Linked DNA regions of Homo sapiens: region 1 is linked to region 2. The links are chromatin loops, found by intact Hi-C in ENCODE. Cell type or tissue: lower leg skin. All regions are shown on one strand. Region 1 overlaps SLC6A20 (solute carrier family 6 member 20). Region 2 overlaps FYCO1 (FYVE and coiled-coil domain autophagy adaptor 1).

Region 1 (2,500 bases), 160 kb after region 2:
ATTTCAGGTGGACATGGTTCAGTCCATAGCAATTCTGAATCTGACAGTCCAACATCTGCCACCTCGGGGAGGGATGTTCTAAATCTGATTTCTTATCTTGCTAGTTCTTCACTCATAGTGACTTCTCTCCTTGTGGGTTTGTAAATCCCTGTTTATGAGCACTTTGCTCAATCTCTGGGAATCCTGTGCATCTAAACCGGGTGGGGGGGCTTCTACCCAGGGAGGGCTTGTTTTTGCTTCTTCTGTGGGTAGCCAGAGAGTACGCACAACCTATTATCCCTTTTGAGCCCCTTAGGGGATTTGTCTTTAAGCAGGAGTTCCAGCCTCAATTTCCATAGTTTAACATTTCCGCAACAGAGTTACCAGCACAGGGACGTGACCGCTGAGCACCTGCCCCTCCTGGTTGCCTGCTGACCAAGCTGTCTCCCTACAATTCTGCTTCCTGCTGCCCTGGCCCCGCCCTCCCTCCTCAGGTCCCAGCCACGGAGGTTTCAGGACACCTAGTCGGTCATCACATTAGAAGCAGAAATTATCCATTGTTTTATTATCTTTCATCCAGAATGTACGTAAGTTGGGGCAGGAGAGGGGAACTCAGTGTTGCAGGCTGGCTACAAGTTCTCACGTGCTTTGCATATATGAGCTCCTGGCAGCTCCCATTTCGTTTCAGCCCAGCTGAGTGTAAGGGGTTGATCTGCAGATGGAAGCTCCAACCTCACAATGTGGCTTCTCATGGCCACTTCCAAGGTCCCCCATGTTGCTTAGTACTGAGTGCGTGAATAAGACTATAAGTCCCTCTTGCATGTAACTGGTGTCTTCTCACCCTGGGCAGGCCGTCCAGGGCACTGGCCTGGCATTCATCGTCTACACAGAGGCCATTAAAAACATGGAGGTGTCCCAGCTGTGGTCGGTGCTCTACTTCTTCATGCTGCTGATGCTGGGCATTGGGAGCATGCTGGGGAACACAGCGGCCATCCTCACCCCTCTGACAGACAGCAAGATCATCTCCAGCCACCTGCCCAAGGAGGCCATCTCAGGTCAGCGGGGCCAGCCAGTGGAGGAGGCAGGGGTCAGGAGGGCCAAGGCGTGGGGGTGAACAGGGGAGAGCTCCCTCAGGGGTCATGGGCTGGTTCAGGTGGCTACAGGGGGTTGCAGCCACCTCACCACGGTCCTGCCATGTCTTCTCACAACCTGGGACCTGGGCCATGTGATTCACCCTGTGCGTTCCATTCTCCACATCACAGGGAAGTGAAGTGGCCACCCCAACCCAACTCCCCAACCTGACATTCAAAGTTCTCCAGGCTAGGAGAGAACTCGATTTTGTTTCTGTTCATTTTCATTGAAGTATATTATATATATTTCAGACGGAGTCTCGCTCTGTTGCCCAGGCTGGAGTTCAGTGGCGTGATCTTGGCTCACTGCAACCTCCATCTCCCAGGTTCAAGTGATTCTCCTGCCTCACCCTCCCGAGTAGCTGGGATTACAGGTGCACGCCATGACACCTGGCTAATTTTTGTATTTTTAGTAGAGAAGGGGTTTCACCATGTTGGCCAGGCTGGTCTCGAACTCCTGACCCCAGGTGATTCGCCCATCTCAGCCTCCGAAAGTGCTGGGATTACAGGTGTGAGCCACCACACCTGGCCTGAAGTATGACCATTATAAAGTGTACATTTCTTAAGTACAAACTCAGTGGATTTTACATATGTATCCACCCAAGGAACCACCACCTAGGTCAAGATACAGAACATTTTCCACACCCTAGACAGTTCCTTCACACCCCTTCCCAGGCAGTATGCACCCCTGGAGTTCACCTCTATTTCTGACTTCTACATTTTAGGGGTTTTTTTCCTTTTTTTTTTTTTTTTGTTTTTAAAGAAACAGTCTCACTCTGTCACCCAGGCTGGAGTGCAATGGTGCGATCTTGGCTCACTGCAACCTCCACCTCCCAGGCTCAAGCTATTCTCGTGCCTCATCCTCCTGAGTAGCTGGGATTATAGGTGCACACCATGATGCCTGGCTAATTTTTGTATTTTAGTAAAGATGGGGTTTCCCCGTGTTGGCCAGGCTGGTCTCAAACTCCTGACCTCAAGTGATCTGCCTGCCTTGGCCTCCCAAAATACTGGGATTACAGGCATGAGTCATTGCGCCTGGCCTTCCTGTTCCTGAATTTCATATGAACGAAGTCCTATTGTACACACTCTACGTCTATTGTCTTCACTCAGAATCTACCTGTGAGATCCACTCATGTTGTTTCGAGCAGCGATCGTCTGCCCCTTTTTGTGCCTATACAATAATCCATTGTAAGGTGACATACCACAGTTTCTTTATCCATTCTGCTGTTGATGGACATTTCAGATCTTAGGAAATGAGCTGGCTTTTCCAATTACATCTCTCATGGTTTCACTCCCTGGCCCATCTGCTCCACTCCAATCAGGCAGTGCCTCAAGGACCCTGTGGCCTACACTACTCCGTCTCTGAAAACACCATTCCTTGACATGCAGGA
Region 2 (2,500 bases):
GATAGGGCAGTGGTTAGGAGAATGGGTTGGGGACCACCAGGCCCAAGCTCTGCTCTTCCCCCAGCGGCCCTTAGTTGAGTCTCCATTTCCTACTCTGCAGTGGCAACCACACTGTGGATTGATGGAGAGACCAAGGAGAGATGTGATGAGGGCAGAGCACCGTCCCAAGCCCGAGCAGGCTCCCAGTTATCCCTAGAGGTGGCCATGGTGCTGTGACAAACTCTGGCCTTGGCCCATCGAGGTCATCTCAGGGGCCTACTTGAGATTTCCAAACTATGGATATCAGAACTGAGTTAGCTGCCGAGTAGGAAAAAATCCGTGCTGGCCTCCACCATATGCCTCCTCCCATTGCCTGCTCCTCACACCACCATACACACACTGTGCAGTCCCCACCACCAGCTGCTTCAGAGCAGCCAGGTGAGGGAGGTGATATTCACAGCCTGTGATCAAAAGGGCATTTCTGCACCCAAGCCTCAGGAGAGTCCACAGTGATGTCCCGAAACCCTCTGACCCTCCCAGGGAGAGAACTCCACTAGACAGACAGGAAATGGGGCATGGGGCTCCAGCACCCACACCCAGCCAGGTCACTGCAGTGACCACAGAGGCCTCAGCAGCAGCTGCCACCCCTCGGACTTTCAGCTCTCAGGTAACACCCTCCCTTTCCATTTCTGTTTCCTCAGGTTTGTCTCTAAAAAGGTATTTTATCACTTGACGGTTGATCGGCCTGTGATCTACGATGGAAGTGATTTCCTGTAGCTTCAGCACCTCAGTAACTTCACTTCATCCACAGGAAACACTGCTCTTCCTCACCTGTCACATAAAGCATTTTTTTAAAAAGTCAGCTGCTCCAAAATCATCAACTCAGCCCCTGGGCTGCCCCTCAGAGGCGGTGTCTGGGGAGGACTTTGTGCTCAGCACTCTGCACCGGCCACTCTTAGCCCCCGAGGCGTTGAAGGGCTCAGGCAATGTTTCCATTAAGTAGAGACTCAGCTGTTGTCACACCCAAAGGGATGCTCTGCCAAAGGTTTAAACACCCAGGAGACCATCAGCCTCTCCTGGGAGCACAGTTGGCTACAGGCCTCTTGTGGAGAGTTTCACGGGCAGGGGTGATTCCAACTTCTGCCTGTGGAGAGATTTTCTGCCCTGCCCCACCAGGGCCCTGCATGTTGGAGACTGAGCTGGGTGCACTGGCCATGCCCTGTGAATCCTCAGGCTGTGACGCCCTCAGGTACTCCTGGGAAAAGGAGGTACACAGCCATCATGCGAGTCGGTGCCAGGGGACCCCCCGGAGATCCTGACCAGCTCCTCCAGTCATGCTCTTGTCCCTCACTGCCCCAGTAAGCTGGAGGCTGCTCCAGAACTCAGCAGTGTTGGAGGGGCCTCTAAGCTGCACTCTCTTTCTGGCCCTTTTGTCTGGGTGATTCTGTCCTCAAATAAAGCCCTTCACTCAGCCAGACCTCTCCACAGCTCAAAGCATTGCCCTAAGAATCAGAAGTAAAGATAATCCAAGAGCAAAACCCACTGTACTTGGGGCCTGCAATGGCTGTGTGTACACTACATCTAATGCCCAAATGCCAGCCAGTGTGGATGTTGTGACCACAGAGCAGGATTGTGCATTGGCTTTAGAGCTACTCCTCAGCTGATGGCCCACTTTTGTTTATATAAATAAGAGCTTCTGCCCCACCTGCAGACATGTTTACTAATGATCATAGCCAGGATTAGAACCACTTTCAAACATTGGGGCCTTCTTAACAAAAGTCTTTGATAACTTAAGAACCAAAGTAACAGAGTAAACAGAGGCATGATGGATCCCTGGGCCCCACTCCCCTCCTGACAGGTTCCCCAACAGCCCATTTGCCCACTTCCCACTGCTCAGCCCACACCAGACCTCCAGGAGACATCCCCCCTTGAGGCAGAGAGATCCTGTTCCCTATTCCCAGACAAGAATTATTTAATCTTCCCTGTTCTCTGTGGTCCTTTTCTTCCCCAACAACAGATAGCTCACCTTGGACAGCTCTTCGTCCCTTGTTCATGGAACCAGCTGCCTGCAGTCAGGCCCCAGGTTCTTCCATGGGTGAACAGAGCATCTGACAAAAGGTCCCAGTTTGGCCAGGGGTGAGGGAGAGAGCACCAGACAGGCTATCCGAGAATCTGAGAGCTGGGCCCGGCAGTTCCTCCAGCTACCCTTGTGACCTAAGTCCAGTCACACATTTCCCAAAGTTTCTCTTTGTCATAACCCTGGTCTGGCTGGTTTTGAGGGCTTGAGAATGGGTCAGGGACTCCAGGCCAAGTCCAACAGAGACCCCAAACCCACCACACACCAGCAGCCACAACCTCACCACCAACAAAGAGGACTTTTGTGGGGCCACAAGTAAGAGGTCATTTCTGGAATGGACTCAGACCTTTAAACAGGAGAGTTGAGCACTTCCAGTCAGTTTTTAAGCAAGGCATGGGGAACAGGGAATAGAACCTTTCAAAGAGGTTGCCCAGAGAAAAGCTG

What was found. Hi-C counts contacts between places; a loop is a spot of excess contacts. Peaks named below come from ENCODE experiments on the same cell type or tissue, not always from the same donor. Only the 100,000 strongest peaks of a DNase experiment are listed, where the experiment ranks them.
Region 1: a loop joins it to region 2, with 4 times the contacts of the local background. A loop is called at or near these places in 70 of 110 quality-filtered maps.

The regions. Positions count from the first base shown.
Region 1 is chr3:45,764,071-45,766,570 of GRCh38, reverse strand. SLC6A20 (solute carrier family 6 member 20) reads left to right here. Exons shown (of 11, transcript NM_020208.4): 8 at 830-1,034. Among named protein-coding and RNA genes, the nearest start is that of SLC6A20, 31 kb to the left of the region's middle. In lower leg skin, no CTCF peak of the experiment used is centred here; a DNase peak (open chromatin) is centred at 940.
Region 2 is chr3:45,920,021-45,922,520 of GRCh38, reverse strand. FYCO1 (FYVE and coiled-coil domain autophagy adaptor 1) reads left to right here. Exons shown (of 18, transcript NM_024513.4): 18 at 681-2,500. The coding sequence ends at 756. Among named protein-coding and RNA genes, the nearest start is that of CXCR6, 22 kb to the left of the region's middle. In lower leg skin, no CTCF peak of the experiment used is centred here; a DNase peak (open chromatin) is centred at 1,260.